Linked DNA regions of Mus musculus: regions 1 and 2 are each linked to region 3. Evidence: chromatin contacts called from ENCODE Hi-C or POLR2A ChIA-PET data. All regions are on one chromosome and are shown on one strand. The core of a region is the stretch at or near the end of the contact, and the rest is flanking DNA. Distances in the headings are between cores, read along the strand shown.

The links. Hi-C counts contacts between places; a loop is a spot of excess contacts on that map. ChIA-PET counts read pairs that join two places held with the same protein, here RNA polymerase II (POLR2A).
Region 1: a loop to region 3 is called in a map of T-helper 17 cell, with 1.8 times the contacts of the local background. The contact joins the promoter of Zfp956 here to the promoter of Zfp282 in region 3. A Hi-C loop is called at or near these places in 2 of 37 maps with a recorded cell type or tissue (T-helper 17 cell and T-helper 2 cell). POLR2A ChIA-PET finds 5 or more read pairs at or near these places in 2 of 5 experiments (Patski and embryonic stem cell).
Region 2: POLR2A ChIA-PET joins it to region 3 with 12 read pairs in Patski. The contact joins the promoter of Pdia4 here to the promoter of Zfp282 in region 3. POLR2A ChIA-PET finds 5 or more read pairs at or near these places in 3 of 5 experiments (Patski and embryonic stem cell).

Annotation. Positions count from the first base shown.
Region 1 is chr6:47,951,986-47,954,904 of GRCm38, reverse strand. It overlaps Zfp956 (zinc finger protein 956), which reads right to left and starts at 1,515. Exons shown (of 5, transcript NM_178898.4): 1 at 1,323-1,515. The coding sequence starts at 1,346. Zfp783 (zinc finger protein 783) reads right to left here. Exons shown (of 6, transcript NR_027963.1): 6 at 356-2,919.
Region 2 is chr6:47,812,099-47,814,967 of GRCm38, reverse strand. Pdia4 (protein disulfide isomerase associated 4) reads left to right here and starts at 1,456. Exons shown (of 10, transcript NM_009787.2): 1 at 1,456-1,751. The coding sequence starts at 1,664.
Region 3 is chr6:47,876,227-47,879,041 of GRCm38, reverse strand. It overlaps Zfp282 (zinc finger protein 282), which reads right to left and starts at 1,487. Exons shown (of 8, transcript NM_146175.3): 1 at 1,206-1,487. The coding sequence starts at 1,370.

The DNA.
Region 1 (2,919 bases), core at 266-2,765, 76 kb before region 3:
GCTTGCCATACAGCTAGATCTTATGGAAGCATTTTCTCAATTGAGATTCATTCCTCTCAGGTAACCTCAGCTTGTTTCAAGTTGGACACTAGGTCTCTGTGACTGAGACACCTCAACAAACAGCCCCGAACAGTCACTACAGTGCCCTGAACAGTCACTTTACTGGAAGCTAGATCTTAGATGCCAGTAGGCAGTGGCAGAGAAAGCTGAAAGCCAGCATCTTAGTCAAAAGAAGGGGGGTAATGTCACCATGCATAACTGTAAATAAAATGCGGAGCTGTGGGGACTACAGATAAATCCTGGAACTTCCCTCTATCTCTAAGGTGGTCAAACAGAAAAAGCACTCAGGGTGTATGACATTTATTATATATTGTATTACCAATAAACATGAAGGTTCCTGACTATTGGTCAGAATGTGTTATATGTTCTAAACCAAAGACTGTAACGAATACAATTTTGTGACATTAAACTTCCCCCAAGATATCTTCCATAAAAAAGACACAGCAAAGTGTCCCACACAGTAAGATACTTGTCACTAGAAACTTCTCTCTTCCTCACTCCATCCTGAGGTCTGTGACCACTGACCCATACAACAAAATGTGGTTGGGAGGAGGCAGTCTTCACACATAAAGGTCAAATATCTTCGTCTCTCTGGGATCCTTTGCCACAAATCTAACACCAAGAAATGTCTTTGAAGTCACTGCAAAGCTATTGCTAGCAGGAGATGCCTCCTACCTTCAGGGACTGTAAATCTCATCTCAGTAGTTCACTCACCTGAACCTAAAACACGCCTACCCAACGTTTTCTATAACACTGATTCCCTAACTAGTTGCAGTAGGAAAGTCTTCCCGGTGTTCATCAAAAAACAACAAGCGAGGAAGTATGTATCTACTCTTAATAGAATCGAATTCAGGCCCGAAAGGCCGTGGAACCCTCCCTCCTAGGCAGGAGCTAGATTCTAGGTCCCAGGACCAAGAGGGCTAACTGGAGGGGGCCTTAGCTCGGGATTTGATCGGAGATGGCTAATACTTGCGAGATGGAGCAAAGAGGTCCTGGAAAAAAGGAGTCGTGGAGTAAAAACGACCGCAGCCGGTGCACCGGGCCCAGATATTTCCTGGTGAAGCTCAACGGCCGTATATTACAAATGATCAAACCCGTGGCAAAGGAGACAAGGACTTAATCATGTGGCAACAGACCTCCTAGTCCTCCTCCCTGACTACCTGGCTGAGCTCTACCCAATTTTAGGAGGTGGTAAGATGTCCTCCCGGCGAATTCAGGAACCGCTTCACATCCCCCACATGATCGGTAAGGGCCACCCTTACCGGTGCAGCGGCCGCCTCAGTCATGGCTGCGCGCGATTCTGCTTCGTCTTGTTGTAGCCGCTGTGTCCCCTACAGGCGGCCCTTCCTGGCCTCACGATACAGAATCAGGATGGTCGTCTTGGACGCAGTTGGCAGTTTGAGACCTAGACGTCCTCGCTGCTCCCGCGGCAGAAACGCAGGCCACACCCTCCACAAGGCGGCTCCCCATTGGCTAGCCCTGGAGGTTCCGCCCCTGACGGTAGAGAAGCCAGACTCTATTGGCTAGCTGGGAGCACAAGCTGCATAGCGTTCGCTAGCGTTTCGTCTCAGCCCCGCAGGTGTGAGCACTAGGTGTTGAGCTCCGTTCACCTTTGAGCTGTAGAGCCACGCCAACCACTAGGGTCACATGTTGAGACTCCCCAGAACAAACTAGGCCACAAACACGCAGCTACATTTTCCAGTGTATTTATAGAGCACCGATTAAGTTAATATTTCCACCTCCATGGTTCTTAGGGCCTTGTAACCAACCCAACCATATCTTTGTTTTACAAAATAAGTCATCAGAATCTGGGATCCAACGTCTTTGAGCTCAGGCAACCATGCAGCCTTTGTTCATTCTTAACTCAAAATACTCTTTAACCTGTCCTATTGAATTTCAGGTTAAATGCAGTAAGCCCAGTTGTGCATAATGGCACAAGCAAGGAAATCCTAGTAGGTAGATAGAGGTAGGGGAAAAAAATTCACTGCAAGCCCAAGGCGAGCCAGGATTATACAGCGCCTCTTCCCCCACCCCAGCACTTGGATTTGTGCTTCAAATATGAATACTTGTTTTCCAGAGAACATCTAAAGCATTAGAAGAGAGGCCTAGGAACCCCCAGAACAGCAACATGAGTGCTTGCAGCGGAGGATTAAGTTTGGGGCAGCTATACTGTCCACGTTCAGTCTGAGCGCTTACTGACAACTGCTGTCTTGCTTGCAGGGCCTAAACAACGGTTGGGTGTGCAGGCAAGTAACGTCCAGAACCATGGCTGCATGCCACAGTCTTGCCAGTCATACCCCTACCCTGGGAATGACGGCAGTGTCACCCTCTGCCTCGTCTGTGCAGGACTTCTGAGTGGCTACAGAGTCTGCAGGACTTTAGCAATAGCACAGCCAGGGATGAAGGCACCTGGGAGCCTTCATGTGCTCTGGTGTCTGAGTGCCAAACAAGAGAGCAAACTATCAGAATTGGAATCCATCACCCAGCTCCAGAAGCTCCACAAGGCTGTCCCCAAGGTGCTGTGACAAAGAGGCACATGAAGCACCCGCTCTCATGACTTTGAGGCATGACACTATCACCTCAAATTCCTGGTCTGGAGCTTGTGCTTTTGAAGGGCCCCTAAAGTACCAACTCAGCTGGAAAGTGAAGGAACTTCCACCACTTGGCAGGCACAAGGGAAAGGCCCTGAGACAGTGCAGGTCCTGTCCTGTTCAGAGCTGGGCCCTTGCAGGGCTGGACTTCCCTGGAGGACAGAAAGCAAGAGGAAATGCAGGATTGTTTAGCCTCAGGAATGAGTCTGCATGTGGACAGCCAGGTGGTGGCTCCTTGCCACACTGGGGGCACTGATAGGAACGCTCA
Region 2 (2,869 bases), core at 207-2,706, 64 kb after region 3:
AAAGTTAAAAGAAATGGAGCTATTTTTGTTTTATGTTGGAGGAGAGGTCATAGGTTTGTGTGTATCTGGTTTTGTTTGTTTTGAGACGAGGCATTACTCTCTTGTCCAGTTTAGCTTTGAATTTCTGGGCTAAAATGATCTGCTTTAGACTCCAAAGTAGTTGAAACTACAGAAAAGAATTATATCAGAATAATAAAAAAGGTAGAACCATCACTGAGTTCTACAGAAAACACAAGAGACTGCAGTAATCTCTTGTGGTTTAACCTAGATAGAATCAATCATAAACCTCATGAATCCAGAGCATGTAGGTTGTGTGCCTGTCTAGTCTTAATTTAGTTTTCAAAACATATAATCTGAACTTCTGGCTGTGGACATGCATGCAGGAATTGTCACAGATACACTAGTAGATAGACAATCCCAATGGACTACTTCTCTAGAGAGAGATCTGCAGGAGTAAAGGAAAACACATATTCAAATTGGCCTAGGAACCTAGCCTAATAGTGCTAAAATGACAACCCAGGGGAGTAGTGATAAATACAGCTCATTTTCTCCTCCTGTATACATCAGAAAATATTGCAGGACTCTCTAAGATTTATTTATTTAGCCTCATTTGTCTTCTACGTCATATCATATGTTAATCCACAGGTGCTAACCCTAATGCCAGTACAGCTTTCTTTTCTGACATGCAAACCTAGTTTCTTTTCCAAAACACTCACGGTTATTTCTAGATCTAAATCACTAGATTGGTTATCTCTCTCTCTCTCTTCAGAAAAATCATAATACAAGGCAACGTTCAGACAAGACTCTGACTTATAGACTTAGTCATGGAGTCCAAGTTGTAATTTTTCTTTTCTTTCTTTCTTTCTTTCTTTCCTTTCTTTCTTTTTTTTTTTTTTTTGCGACAGGATATCACTAAAAGTCATGGGTCTCTGCCTCCACAGACCTGGAGTCAGCCCACCCAGCTCTGAAACAACTAATCTATTTCATATACCTCTCCGAACCTAGTATCTAGGAAAGAAACTCAAACTTTTATATGCTCAACAGAAAAAACAAGAAGCCAAAGAACAGGGGAACAGAGGCGGGATCTCTGATCTCACTTTTTCCCAAAAGTTCTGTCCTCTTTAGTTTCCTGCACAAGGACAGCCTCAGACGGACGAGCCTACACATGCACCCCACCATTTCCTTGAGTTTCTTACACGTGTTCTTCCTGCCAAGCTTGGCCAAAGGGAGCTGACCTCCCAACCAATCCCTCCCCTCGGAGTGCTCAAGCCCCGCCTCCCTGTGCAGGGCTGGTTGCCTTTGTTCTCCCCCGCACTCTTTCCGGACCTGGGCGCTCCAAGCAAACCGAGTGGCAGCCCGTGATTGGTGGTCGCGGCACAGCCAATCAGAAGGGGGCACCTCACACTAGGGCTCGGAGTTTTAAACGCGGAGCTGAGGGGCGCGCCCGCGCGGAGGGCTCAGGCAGCGGGGCGGGGCGGTGTAGGCGGGGCGCCACGGCTCTCGCCCTGATTCGTGCGGGGATTGGACGGGCCGCGGCTTCCTTACCTCCAACCAATCACCGGCCTGAACTTCCTGGAGGCTTTGGTGCGCTCCGGCGTCGCTCGGGAGGTCGGCGAGTGCTCTGCGGTGGCCGGTGTCTGCAGGCCCAGCTCTGCACCCAATCATGAAGCTCCGGAAAGCTTGGCTGTTGGTCCTGCTCTTGGCGCTGACACAGCTGCTGGCTGCTGCGAGCGCCGGAGATGCACACGAAGGTGAGCGGGAGGGCGGGTCGGAGGAGCAGCTCGCGTGGGTTGCAAACCTTGCTGGGGCCTGACAGGGTGCTTCGCTCACACCCCTGCGGAATTAGTGACCCGGTAGCAACGAACTTAATGGAGTTTCAGTGTAGGGCCGAATCTAGGGGTGTGGGCCTCTTTAGTTCCTACCTGAGACTAGGACACGGAGGGACGTGCCGAGTGCCTGGTTCGCAGCTCGTCTCTTTACCCTCACTACTGAGATTTGCCCCTTTGTTGAGTAAAATTTTCTGGAGAATACTCTCGTTTCCAAAACCGGTTTTAGAAAACGGAGGCGGGATGGCCGCTAGTAGGACCTGGAAGAGGCAGTCGCAGATACTGGGCATCTATATCAAGAAGTAGAAATAACTCAGGCTTTGTTTTCGTCTTTTATGGAAACTGGAGCTGCCGTATACAAGCATTTTATTCAGCGCCTTTTTTTGCCAGTCGCTGCACTGTGTTTTGAAAGTCGAGGCTGGTGGTGCATGTATTCTAGTAGGAACAGTATGTGTAACTCATAGACGTTATGCCCGCACCCTTTCTTCGAAATCCTCTACCGAAAACATAAAAACTTTGAAAATAGGAAGTACTAGTTAACGTTGTTCCTAGAGAACGGGTCTGATCGACACCTTTCCCTTCTAACCACTAACTTGTTGCCTACTAGGTTTAGTCTAATATAAACAAACCCCATTTTTAAAGTTTAGTGTGGAGGGGGAATGTGAACTTTATACTCCTAGGTTGAGTAAGATTCCTGTGGATCATTGATTTATGAGTCTTTGCCCAGGTAGGAAAGAGTAGAAATGAAGAGACTGCTGAAAGGGGCCAACTATCCGTCCTACCTATGAGTATATCTTGGCACTTTTGTCCAAACTGACTGAGGGCTCATTTCTTATAGAGACCCAAAATACATTGAAACAGAAAGAGGGCAGAGTCTTCATTTTAAGCAAATTTTTCACTTTTCAAAGCAGAATAGGCTTTGTGGGGGACACATGAAAGTTTGAGAACCAGTGTAGTTTGGTGTATGCTTTAAGAACGTGTTAAAAACTACACGGTTGTGAGACAGTGGTCAGTTTTAGGGTGATGTATGTTTGTTTGTTCAA
Region 3 (2,815 bases), core at 238-2,737:
CTTCTGGTGAAGGGGCCCTCCAGTTGGGAAAAGTGGAATCCTATTGCTTTGAAGTGAGCCGGACTGACTGGCTTTTGACAATCACATGAACTATTTTCCTCAAACTCTGAGAAGCTGTGATAGCCAGAAGACTACCCCACAGCATCTGAGAATTCCTCTCTGACATGGGAGTGAGAACAACAGGACCCTAGGAATGCCAGCCCCTGCTGGGTCCTGGTGGCTGGATGGCTGTCAGTGCCATCCACTGGGCTTATGGAGGCTTCACCGGGGCCTTGTTCAGAGAAGGGGATAAGACTGACAATGGAAGTGTAGGAAGTCTGAGGCTGGTTGCATTTCCGCAGGTTTGAAGACCTACAGTTGGTCATTTTGCTCAAAAACAACCAAAGGTCTTCATATTGACTTGTCAAGTCTTAAGTCCTGACTGAGAATCAAATGGGAACACAGGGGTGGCTTCTTCAGAGTCCAGTCTTCAGGTAACTCAGTCTCCCTTCTGAGACAATGATGTTAAACCACGTTAACCCTTCTCCTTGTGCTGTATACCCAAGGCCGTGCCAGCTAAGTCCTAGGCACCCTGAGATCTCCTACGGAGCCTAAAGAAACAACTGGAGCCTTCTCTCTCACCCCCAGGACCCCAAGACAACGCTCGGGGATGCGGTTTGGGCGTAGTCAGTTGTCTTAGGCTGCTCTGGCGATTCCAATATGCAGGCAAGTTTGCCAACCCAAGATGACAAAGTCCCCTCCCAGTCCCTTCCCTGGCTCATCCGTTCTACAGAGGAAAAGTGGGCTGCTCTTTATAGTCGGAAAAAGACAGCAATAAAACAGCTTTAAACCCTTTTATTAAACTGGCTACAGTGTAAACATGGTTAAACTGTTCCCTCTGTGGGCCGGGAATAGGCCTGCCGCAAACCCAGGCGGGTCGGACGCCAAGAGGAACCCGAGTCCCTGCTCAGTGAAGCGGCCACTACCGCGCTAGGTCCCGGGCAACACAGCCCCGGCTTCCGCATCCTGCGGGCCCCGGGTCCCGGCCGCACCGGCCCGGACAGCGGCACCGTGGCAGCGCGGCAGGGCCTGGCGCTCCGGGCCTGCACCAGGCCCGCTCCGCCGTTCGCCCGGGGCCCCGGCAGCCGCGAGGCTCCCCGAGGCCCGGCCCCGCCCCGCCCCCACGGCAGCGGCGCGGCCATGGCGCCCGCGGGCGCTGCACCCACCTGCATGGGCGGCATTCCCTCGGCCATTTCCGCGCGTAGCGCCGGCTCCTGGTGGCAGACCTCCTCCGGGGGCAGAGCCTGGGCCCAGCTCCAGCTCCCGCTGTCCAGCCCCAAACCCTGGATGCCCAGCTGCTGAGGCTGCGGCCGTGTTGACACAAACTGCATCCTGGGAGTGCTGTTCCCCGCTCGGGCCGGCCAGGGAGAAGAAGAACGTTTTCCAGGCGCCTTCCCCCTTGCCGGGGCCGGACAGCTCCATCTACAGCCCGTAGGAGCAAACAGTCCCCTTCGGTGGCGCTCCCCGCCCTTCGCAGCCGGCGCGCCAGCCAATGGCCTCGGAGCTCCTGCCCGCCTGCAGGGCTGGACGGGGGCCACTCCAGGCTGGGGGCCACCGCCTCCCCCAAAGAAATCTGACGGCGACCGCCGGCCTCTAGGTCTGGCTGGGGTGGTCGATCTTCACGTCCCAAGCTGCGGCCTGGACAGTGGGGCTTGCTTTCTGTTACTTCTAGGAATGCATTGGACATCCCAGGAGAAAATGGTGCCTCACCCTTGTAAAAATTTTACCCAAATATTTTCTGAACACCTACTATGTGTCAGCTTTTGCTTAGGCATAAGGTGGGGTTTTTTTGTTTGTTTGGTTTTTTTTTTGTTGTTGTTGTTGGTTGGTTGGTTTTTTTGTGGTTTGCATACTCTTCTTCGGTTTAAATTGCAACATTGCCACTGGCTGTGATTTTTTTTTTTTTTAACATTTACTGTCTCTGAACCTCCTATGTTCTATATAAATAGGGTGGGGTGTTATGTTTGTCTTATTTTAATGTTGAAAAATTAGGAACTAATGCCTGGCACATAGTAGGCTCCCAGATACTTTTGCTAGATGTGGTGTGCACACTTTTTATTCCTAGCACTTGAGAGGTAGAGGTAGGTGGAGTTTAGGGCCAGCCTGGTCTCCATAATTAGTTCCAGGCCAGTCTAAAAAAAAAAAAAAGTAATTACCCATCAAAGATAAATCCCTGTAGGTTATCTGTAGCATATTGTCCACTTTGTCTTCCTAAATGGCCAGTCCTTATCTTGTCTGGACTGAGCTCTCTAAGGCTTATCACCTTGTGGAAAGTCAGACCTGGTGGAAGCCATGAGTTCTACTACACTTAAACTTGAGAACAATATGAAGCTACGGGGAAGGGTGGGGTGCCAGAGGGGCTATCTTCAGAAGGACAGTTATCGAGTGCTTTATTAGGTATGCTTCCAGGATATATGAATGAGTATTTCATAGACTCATATTATCCTCTATGAAGGTTATGCTCCAGAAGTCAGTGATTTTTTTTCCGTTTCCTGGTTACAAGTTGTGCATGCATGCAAGTGCATATATCTCACTGTAAACATCACGTCCACTATTAGTAGAGGAACCGAGTAAGCCCAGCCTGGGAAGCTCCAGGCAAATGCTTTTCTACTGGCAACCCACATCTGAGAAGACATTTTCTGACCTATGGGATATCAACTCTATATTCTCTTTTCTAGAAATGAGAAACAGAGGACTAAGTTAGTCCCAAGTGTTTAAGCTATGTCCTCAGGATAAAATGATTACTATGTCCCTCCTTAAGTATGTAGTGAGTCAT